Regions from separate parts of the Mus musculus genome. Here region 2 is linked to region 1. The links are chromatin loops, found by intact Hi-C in ENCODE. Cell type or tissue: left cerebral cortex. All regions are shown on one strand. Each heading gives the region's core, and the rest is flanking DNA. Links, peaks and the distances in the headings are about the cores only.

Region 1 (5,361 bases), core at 526-4,525:
AAGCCAATCAGAATAAAGAGAAATTCAAAGAGTTAAAGGAAGGAACCATCCTGTTAAGAGCTATCAACACTCCACACTTGGTTTGGTTATACTATCAGCATTAAGTACCCAGAGGTCTTCTAAAAAAATGACCCCTTTTTAAAAAGTTAAAATCTGACAACAATTCTATGACCCGTCTCAGAGTTATTTGAGCACGTGATTGGCTTTAATAACAGAGAAAAATGAGGCCAAGTTTTTAAAGATGAAGGTTGGCAACATGGGGTTGTCGACGTAAAACGTCAGTACACACACACTTATTAAATAACACCCTGGTATCATGAAAGTTGTCATCACCCATCCTCTGAAAGTGGCAACCACAACTGTAAAGATGGATCATTGCTGACAGGAAGGAAAAGGGAGAAAAGAAACTGAGTTCACAATATGATTTTATCTTTGCTACAATAAATAAATAAATAAATAAATAAATAAATAAATAAATAAATAAATAAACGACACGTGAGACTTTGGAAATTTCATTGGAAATGAGACTTATACCTGTGATACACTCTTTCAGGTGCACTTTTTTTTTTTCCTAAGAACTTTTTAAAAAGATGCTTCACTGTAAAGGAGCGAGTGTGCTCTAGGTAGGTATTATAGTATAGTGTGCTGCCAACAGACGTAAATAGATAGCAATATTACAGGCGTCTTTTTAAGTCGCAGTTTATTGTTTCAGCTTCTCAATAAGCCAGATAAAATCATAGACAAGAACATTGAGGATTAAGGAAAGGCGTTTCCTTTGGTGTGATTACTGGCAAAAATTAAGAACAAAACCAAACCAAACCACTCACCTTCCATTAAAACAACGCAGTAAAAAGGTAGTAATATAGTTGACTGTTGCTTTCCTACCAGTTTGGATACCCAGTTTTCAGGGCTGTTGAATGTCTGTGAATGTTTGTGCCTTCTTTGGTTCCCGTTTCGTAGGAAAAGGTGACACTGTATTAGGTAGATGGGACCCATACTTCTGAATATATTAAAACTCCATTCCCCGCCCCTCCGAACACTACAGTGCTAGCAAAAATAAGCCAAAGATGTAATGTCTATTTAAATACCCGGTTGAGCTGGCTGTTAGTTCTCAAATTAGATTCCATGCTCGGGCTAGAATCAACATGGTTTAAATATTAAAAACTTCATAATTCATATGGCCCACCCCACCTTTTCCCCACATTCGGCGAAGGAGAGTAGACATGTCTGTGAAAACTTGTAGCTCCTTAAATACTGTAGGGGAAAATGTGCCCAGGTTGGTATGCAAGGACTTGAAAAAAAATGCTTGACATTTACAGATTTTATTCAGGCCACAAGGAATCTGCGAAAAGATAGATAGATCTACGGCTGAAAACACAGAAAGGAGGGCTGTTTTACGTTTGTTTTCGCACCGCCCCTTGTTTTCCTCTAAAGTACATTTTGTATACTTAAAAAAAAAAATACACTCATTGGTTAAGACTGGAAACCTCAGCTCCCCCCACCTAGCTGCCTTCTGTCTTCGGTTTTCGAGTTTCAGGTCCTTGCACAACACCTAAGACGTGCAATACTTTTTTTTCGCCCTAATCCTGGCAGAGAACAGTTCGGAGAGATCTCCCTCCGCGTCTCCACCCTGATTTCCCCCTCTTCCTAGATTCCACCCGCTCCTCTCCTTCCCTCCGCCCGCCCCGTGCTCCGCCGGCCCAATCTGTCAGAGAAGTTGTGTACAAACTGCGCCGCAGCCCTGCGCGCGAAGCTCCTGGCCCGCGAGGGGTGCGGTCGGCCCGTCGGAGGCGGGACCTCGTGGGCCTTCTTTCCTACTGGCTACCCTCTGGCCCTGGGGCCTTGCCATTGGCCACAACGCTGCCAGTCCGGTGAGCTGGCCCTGCCTCCCCGGAGTTGGGTGAAATAGAGGCGGGCGTCAAGTGTCAGTAGTCGCGGGGCAGGTACGCGCTCTCTTAGGTTGCTGGTGGAGCTTGGGGGTGGCGGGAGCGGGTTCCGGCGAGAGGGTGAGCGAGCGCTGGGGCGGGGCGGGAGAAAGTGGCTGCCCGAGGACCTCGGCGGTGACGCGTGGCCGAGCCCAGGAGCCCCGATCTCCGTGCCCGCCTTCGTGAGCGTCTGGCTGCCGGCCCAGGGGTCCCCCGCCGCGGCCCCCCGCCGAGTCCGCCGTCCCGTGCCAGCCCGAGCGAGGTGGGATCGCGATCGCTCCGTGTCCCGCTCCCGTAATCCCCAGACCGTCCATGCCCACGCGGGTGCTGACCATGAGCGCCCGCCTGGGACCACTGCCCCAGCCGCCGGCCGCGCAGGACGAGCCCGTGTTCGCGCAGCTCAAGCCGGTGCTGGGCGCTGCGAACCCGGCCCGCGACGCGGCGCTCTTCTCCGGAGACGATCTGAAACACGCGCACCACCACCCGCCTGCGCCGCCGCCAGCCGCTGGCCCGCGACTGCCCTCGGAGGAGCTGGTCCAGGTAAGCAGAGCGGCCGGCCTCCCTTCCCCGGCTCGGGCGTGTCCCGCCGCTACGAGGCGCGGGCGACAGGGGCCGCTCCAGACTGGGACGCGCGGGAACGGGTGCCCGGGTGGACAGCCCCGCCCTGCGCTCCCAGACGGGGCGCCGGGGAGTGGATGGGGGAGCAGGGCGGGGGCCCACCCGGATCTGTCCAGAGGAGCTAAAGAGAGCCGCGCGCTCGCGTGCACCTTCTCTTTGCTTGCGTGGGGATGAAAGCTTGTGCCCACGCTCAACTTGGCTTAAAATGCTTCTTGACCGCTCTCTCCCGATGGCCCTGGCCTTGGAAGTCCACCTGCCTGCGTCCTCTGGGGTGAAATAGAAATGCAAATTGGAGTACTGGGGTTTCATATACCCCCGTGGAGGCTCACCCTAGAATGTATTGTAGGGCCCCGTTTGGAAAACTAGAATCTTAAGGTTGTATTGGAACACCGCTTTTCCCTTAAAAAGAAACACGGACAAAAAAGGCCAGGGGTGTTGTTTTTCTTAGTGTGCGCGTAAATTTCCTCTCGGAGTCGCGTTGAAAGCTGGCAGTTGGCTTTTACACTTGCCCAGCAGCCGAATTAGAGCAAGCGCCTGTTTCTTTCGCCCACGCACGGGAGTCATATAGCCTAGAAAAAACTTCCCGGGACTTTTAGCTAGTCCCAAGGAAAAAAAAAATTGGAAACAGACCCACATGCAAACAGCTGGAAGAGCTAAAATCAGAAACCACTAACCGCCACGGGAGCGCAGTGCACGAAAGGGTTTAAGATCGGTTTATTTCAAGACGCTTAGTTTAATAGCCTCTTGCTGTATTGTGTATTTGCACTGAGCGCCTATTTCTTGGGGTCTGCCAGTGTCGTGGTGCTTTGAGAAGACAGTGGCATTTTGTCAGATGTGACTCACATGGCTACAGCATGAATCTTTATTTTTAAGTCCTGCATATCCGGGAAATCCCGTCCGTCCTCGTCCACATCCAGATCTTGATGATCTGAGGTCCGAGGTGACATTTCTTTGGAAAATTAAAAGCAAAATATACGACTCCTATTCACTGACTGAGGTGAATGGTTCTATGAACCATTTCATTTACCTGGGGCTTGATCTTTTTCTGACTTCCTTTTTTTTCAATGTCAAAAAAAAAATCAAGAGAAAGCGTTCGTTATATTAGAGAAGAGAGCTGGGGGAAAGATAGGCGTCTGGTCAGTAGCTGGATTGATTATGTATGTTCTTAAACAATCAGGGCCTGGAAGATATTTGGTTATTTTATTCTGGTAGTTTTCGCTCAGGAGATAGCAAGATGACTGCGCTTTTTACAGAGGAAGGGGGAATGTAGCATTGGCCCACGGAGAGGACATGATAAATGTTTTGCTGATGACTGTGCCTGCGATGCAGCAGCCTCTCCCCACCCACGGGAGTCTTAGCACCCGTCTACCAAGGGAGTGATTTTTCTCCTTGATAATTAAAGATCTGTTTTAGATAGGGATATGAATAGGTCCATTTCATTATGATAGTGACCCATTACCGAATCTACTGGTTCAAGTGAACATTTGGACCAAACGTTGAGGGTGCAATTGTTTTGTATCAGTGGATACAATACAGGCTTCTGCTCCACAGGTTCAAGTTTCTATTCAAAAAGTATTGAAATGGCCAGAGAACATTTTATATTAGGCCTGATAAAATAACCTAGTCCACACACAAAAGCCCTTTGGAATAATTATTTTTAAGATTTGCACAGGTTTTAGTTTTCAAGTGTAATGGATGTGAACAGATTTGAGGCAGTTTGGCAAAACTGTGATACCATAGTTTAACTGAAGATATACCCTAATTTGACTGTGTGTGCGCGTGTGCGCGCGCGTGTGTGTGACTTGATTGCATCAGAAAATGTTTTGACCTCCACCCCCCACCCCATTTGCCTTTCACTTTTGTCTGGGGATGATTTGCGGGAGTGACTTTAGTGAAGACATGTCGTAGAGTCTTGGTTAACCGATAATTACACAATTGACAAAATAAACTTGTGTGTTCATAAGCAACACTTAGGAGTTGGCCCCTGTACTCCTGTCGAGTTTTTAAGTAAACCATATTATTTATTTATCCTTCCTGACTGAGTCGGGTAGATTACGTGTATTCGTCTTTTCTTTTTTAGACAAGATGTGAAATGGAGAAGTATCTGACCCCTCAGCTCCCTCCAGTTCCGATAATTTCAGAGCATAAAAAGTATAGACGAGACAGTGCCTCAGTGGTAGACCAGTTCTTCACTGACACTGAAGGCATACCTTACAGCATCAACATGAACGTCTTCCTCCCTGACATCACTCACCTGAGAACTGGCCTCTACAAATCCCAGAGACCATGCGTAACACAGATCAAGACAGAACCTGTTACCATTTTCAGCCACCAGAGCGAGTCGACGGCCCCTCCTCCTCCTCCGGCCCCCACCCAGGCTCTCCCCGAGTTCACTAGTATCTTCAGCTCCCACCAGACCACAGCGCCACCACAGGAGGTGAACAATATCTTCATCAAACAAGAACTTCCTATACCAGATCTTCATCTCTCTGTCCCTTCCCAGCAGGGCCACCTGTACCAGCTGTTGAATACACCGGATCTAGACATGCCCAGTTCGACAAACCAGACGGCAGTAATGGACACCCTTAATGTTTCTATGGCAGGCCTTAACCCACACCCCTCTGCTGTTCCACAGACGTCAATGAAACAGTTCCAGGGCATGCCCCCTTGCACGTACACCATGCCAAGTCAGTTTCTTCCACAGCAGGCCACCTACTTTCCCCCGTCACCACCAAGCTCAGAGCCTGGAAGTCCCGATAGACAAGCTGAGATGCTGCAGAATCTCACCCCACCTCCGTCCTATGCCGCTACAATTGCT
Region 2 (5,361 bases), core at 776-4,775, 76 kb after region 1:
CAGTTCTGTGTGTGAGTGTGAATGAAGAGTCCTTAAAGGTCTCAGGAGAAGCTGGACGTGGTGGCGTATGCCTACAGTGCCAGCACAGGAGCTGGAGTCAGAAGAACCTCGAGTCTCGTGCCAGCCTGGCCTACGCAGTTCTTAACTGTGTCCCCATTTTGAGAAGTTTCAGGAGCAGAAGGGTGAGGACACAGGTTCAGGGATGTCCTTAGTTCTGTGTTAATTTTCCTGTGTCTTTGCTGCTTTAAACATTTGTGTTAAATGTTGAATGTTCCTGTAGAAACAACACATGCTTTTCATTTTTCCCAGATTTATTAAGATAAAATTGACAAATATATTTATGAGGCACATAATTCAATGGCTAAATAGACAATTTTCTCTTTAAAAAAAAAAAAAGAATTCCGAAGTGACTGTAGTTTTTTTTTTTTTTTTTTTTTGAGACAGGGTTTCTCTGTATAGCCTTGGCTGTCCTAGAACTCACGTTGTAGGCCAGGCTGGCCTCGAACTCAGACTTCTGCCTGCCTCTACCTCCCAAGTGCTGGGATTAAAGGCATGCACCACCACACCCAGCTACAAAACATCGTTGTTAACTACAGACGGAAGTTTGAGTTCGAGGCCAGCCTGGTCTACAGAGTGAGTTCCAGGTCAGCCAGGGCTAAAAGAGAAACCCTGTCTCGAAAAACCAAAATCAAACTGAAACAAAACAAAACAATGCAGTTCTGTACTGGACTCTGGGCATCTGCTAAGAGAGGTCATAACCTAAACAAAATCAAAGACAAAAGGCAAAACGCAAAGGCTATTTTAAGATCAGAGTTTGAAGAGTTTACACGTATTTGGTCTTAGAAGATGAGAAAGCAAGCAGCAGACACGGAGGGCATGTTCTGCATGCTTGCTTTGATGAGGTGGACATAGGCACGCTGACTCACCTCTGAGTGCACTGTGACTTGATTCCCATGACTAATAATGTACCTATGTTCTGCCTCATGGGTGGCTTGTTTTCCTCTCCTTTCTGGCTTAGCATGACTTTTGTCCACTCTTAGGATTTAAGGATTTCACTGTATATGTGTATATATGTGTGTGTGTGTGTGTGTGTGTGTGTGTGTGTGTGTTTGTGTATTTCAGCTTCTTTCACTTATATTGCTGATTTTGCACTATTTAAAATTCAGTTTAAACCACCTTTTCCCTATATCCCCATATGTTCAGTGATTATCAACTTATCTTCTATCAATGATCTGTCTGTCTGCCTGTCCTATCATCTATCTATCTATCTATCTATCATCTATCTGTATTCTATTATCTAGCTATCCATTGTCCATCTTCTTCCTTTGTGGGCAATTTTTGAATTTTCACCTTTGGAAGGGATTCTGTGACCTACAGTTCCGTGAGGCACTCGATTCCCCTGTTCCAAGAATTACTTTTCTGACAACAGATGTCTGAGTATCTCTGGGTGACAGATTCCCTTGCCCTCAGCCATGGGCTCAGGAGTTGAGCTTATGACCTGTCCCTCAGCCACAAGAATAGGCTCAGTGGTGGGCTTGTGATCCATACAGACCCAAGGACATGCCAGAGTTGTTGCCCTAAAGCTGTACTTCTGAGAGACTTGCACTTTGTCTTTGAAGGATTTAAAAAAATAAGTTATAAAGGTAATGCTGGGAAAACCATCTTGTCCCCACAGGGTGCCCCAGAATGAGCCACATAAGGAAATCAGAATGGAACCAAAAGACAGAAGCAATAGAAAAGCAAAGTTGAGTTTGGGCAAGCTCATTGAAACTCTACTCCTGCCTGTTCTGCATCTGTTTTTTTTTTTTTTTTTCATTTCAATTCTGCACCACCCCATATATGCACATGCGAACATACACACATGCACCATTCATTCTAGTTACCTAGTGAGGGAGCCTGCTGCTTTCTGCTTGCATGAATCCCATGGGTTCTTGGGATAATAAGAGCCTACACGAATGGAGAGAGCATTCACTTGTGCAGGGCCCCATGCTGGAGGTTTTACATAGGTGTCAAGACTTTCAGTGGTCAGTGGAGCGCTTCTGTTTTAACCTTCAGTTTTCTGTGGCACCAAACTACAGAATGACAAGAACAAAACTCTTCTGTGACTGCTAAACAGAAGACTCAGGGCTTAGTCTTTGTTTTCAGAGTCAAGGCTGTATTACTAACATTCTTTTTTGTGACTATCTATCTGTTTGTCATATCTATTTATAATTTATTTGTTTATAGTTTTGCAGTGTGTACTGTGTATGACACACGTGTGTGACTCACACTTGTGAATGTGCAGGTGTGCACTTGGAAGGCAGAGCAAGCTCTCAGGAGTTCTCCTGCCCTCCCCCCACCTTATTGCCTTGAGATAGGGACTCTCACTGAATTGGAGTTCACTGCTTCAGCTAAACTGTTTCAGTGAGCTCTTCAGATCTGCGTGTCTCTGCCCCTGCTCCCCAATCCCCTGGGCTGGGCTTCCAAGCCTGCAGAGCCACACCCAGTTCTGTTTGATGTGGAGATTCAGACTCGGAGTCTCATTTTTGAACACTGAGCTCTCCATGACTGAGCCATCTCCTCAGACTCCCCTTTTTGTGACTCTTTATTCCCTTCACTTATTCTCCACGTGCAGAATGTTGTTGGTGGGGAATCGGAAACCCTGAGTAACTGATGTCTTTCAAGAGTCAGGTAGCTCAAGGTTTGGATCTGAGAGCTGGCTACAAAGAAATTGAAGACTGAGTGCTAGATCGAGGCTGTGTGGAGAAGGAACAAGGGTTAGGGGTGCAGTTCAGTTTGTAGAGCACTTGCCTAGCTTGTTTAAAAGTCTGGATTTGATCTCCAGCACCGCACACAACCTGGCCTGGTGCCTGGCACATGTGTGCTGTCCCATCTCGGAGCAGGTTGTAGTGGGAGACCAAGCCATCCCTGGCTGTTTAGGAAGTTTGGAATACGTGAGATGCTAATTTGAGAGCCAACAAAAGAACATAAAAGGGTTCTAAAAAAAAGTCCTATGGGGGACTGAGGTGTGATGTGGTGTGTGTGTGTGTGTGTGTGTGTGTGTGTGTGTGTGTGTGTGTGTGTAAGCATGCACATATACATGTGAGCATATGAATATCCTAGGTGAATCTGAAAGTTCTTTCGAATCAGAGTCTGGTTTTAGGAAGCCTTGTCTACCCATTCCTGGGAGCTCACGTGGCAAGGGGAGTGACAACAGAAACAGGCAGAATCGCAGCTTAAATCTCTTCATATGATATTGACAGGAAGCAGACAGCCTTTAAAAATTCCTTCAGCTATGATGTACTGTCATTCTGGTGGTCAGGATAAAATGTGCCTCTTACTGTTTCTCCTCCTGGGCTCTTTCCTCTCATACTCGTGTCAGAGTGGTCATTTAACAGACATCCATCAAAAGCAGTAGAAAACGTGCGATTATGGGTATTCATATGCCTACTTGTATGTACACATGCACACAAACACACACTCACACACACAAACACATACACACACACGCACACACACACAAACACACACACATGCACACACACACACACTCACACACACATGCACACACACAAACACAAACACACACACATGCACACACACACATGCACACACACAAACACACACATGCACACACACACAAACACACATACATGAACACACATGCACACACACACTCACACAGACACACACGCACGCACACACAAACACACATACATGCACACACACACCCACACCCACAAACACACACGCACGCACACACACACACACACCTCCGTCCCCCATAGGGCTTTTCTTAGAACCTGTTTATGTTCTTTTTTGGCTCTCAAATTAGCATCTCACGTATTCCAAGCTTCCTAAAGAGTCAGGCCCCCAGCACTGCATGAACCAGGCATTCTGACACATGCTTGTAATCTCAGAGGCATACACTTTGGAGATGGGAGCAGGATCAGAAGTTTAAAGCCATTTTTTTTACCTACATAGTGAGTTTGAAGCCATTCTGAGCTGTATGACACCCAGTGTCAAAAAAATGTATTTTCAAAGAAGAATTCTTTTTTTTTTTTTTTTTTTTTTAAATTTCAAAATCTCAGCATATGGGAAGCAGAGGCAGATAGCTGTGCTCGCTGGAAGTCATCCCGGACTGCATGGTGAGTTCCAGATCAGTCAGGTCTATATAAGACTCTGTCTCAAAACCCTCATCTGCCTAAACCAAAATGGAAAACAAACAAACAAACAAACAAGCAGTTTTCTCCCTCTCCATCCTTCTCCATCTTGGCTTACAGTATTGCTGAATCTTCAGTTATCTAAGTTGGAAACATCAGGCACAACGTTCAGTTCTTCCTTCTTTCTCCCCCGCCATGTGGACGCTGCTCACAGCTTCTCCTGTCACCTTGAAGCTGCCAGCCTGGTGCTGGGTGCATGGGAGAGGGAGGGCTTACTGCTCAGCTGTCACTGAGGTGCTAACCCCAGGGGACCCTGCAGCCGAGATGCTGACCTCTCCTGGAAAATAAGGAGCTGGGTGGCCAACAGCTACGGGACACATTTGTTTTGGCAGTTTGTCTTCTGAGACCAACAGACATACATTTCTGTCCTTTCATCTCACATGTGGTCTTAGATATAGGACCAATCACAACATGGCTGGTTGAGATCTCCAGTTATGAAGGAGACAATTATGAAGGAGACAGTAACTATTCTTATTGTCGTCACCACCACCACCACCACCACCACCACCACCACCATCACCACCACCACCATCACCACCACCACCACCACCACCATCATCATCATCATCACCACTCTTGGGATTGAGCCAGCATCCTAGAACATGGTACTACACCACTGAGTTACACTCCTGAATTCCCTATTTTGGTTTTTGATGCATGATCTTACTATATAAGATCCAGGAAGCCCTTGAGTTCACTACATACCCCAGGCTGGCCCTGATATCAAGTGATCCTTCTGTTTCTGTTTCCTGAGTGCAGGCATCAAAGGTGCCTGTACTACAATGCCTGGCCTGGGTTTGAGAGAGAGTCTCCATTAAGTTGCCCAGGCTGGCCTTGAACTCATGGTCTTTGTGCCTCAGTCTCAGCTAGTGCTATAGGCATGTGTTATTGTGCCCAGTCCATTTGTACTTCTTGAGGAGTTATTTTGTCATCTTCCTACGTGCAAAACCATCTTTAAAAAAGTATTTAAAACATTCAAAATGGTGCAGGCCTGTTCTTCAGTACTAGGTCATTGGGAACTGAGGTAAAAGCTTTGGCTGGCTTGGGCTACTGAGTAGGCTTTAGGCCAGCTTGGGGCAATTCAATAAGACCCTGTCTCAAAAACAAACAAACAAACAAACAAACAAAGAAAATGAAAACAAGAAGAAAGAGGACACAG

Evidence for each region. Peaks named below come from ENCODE experiments on the same cell type or tissue, not always from the same donor. Only the 100,000 strongest peaks of a DNase experiment are listed, where the experiment ranks them.
Region 2: it touches region 1 in a loop (2.3-fold over the local background); 1 of 42 quality-filtered maps calls a loop at or near these places.

Annotation. Positions count from the first base shown.
Region 1 is chr14:99,296,758-99,302,118 of GRCm38, forward strand. It overlaps Klf5 (Kruppel-like factor 5), which reads left to right and starts at 1,934. Exons shown (of 4, transcript NM_009769.4): 1 at 1,934-2,465; 2 at 4,624-5,361. The coding sequence starts at 2,238. In left cerebral cortex, for the core only: a CTCF peak has its summit at 2,533; DNase peaks (open chromatin) are centred at 1,829, 2,527, 3,126, 3,354 and 1 more place; H3K4me3 peaks cover 3,032 bases; H3K27ac peaks cover 2,366 bases.
Region 2 is chr14:99,372,947-99,378,307 of GRCm38, forward strand. No RefSeq gene overlaps it. Among named protein-coding and RNA genes, the nearest start is that of Klf5, 77 kb to the left of the region's middle. In left cerebral cortex, for the core only: no CTCF peak of the experiment used is centred there; DNase peaks (open chromatin) are centred at 2,862, 3,166, 3,862, 4,143 and 1 more place; H3K27ac peaks cover 323 bases.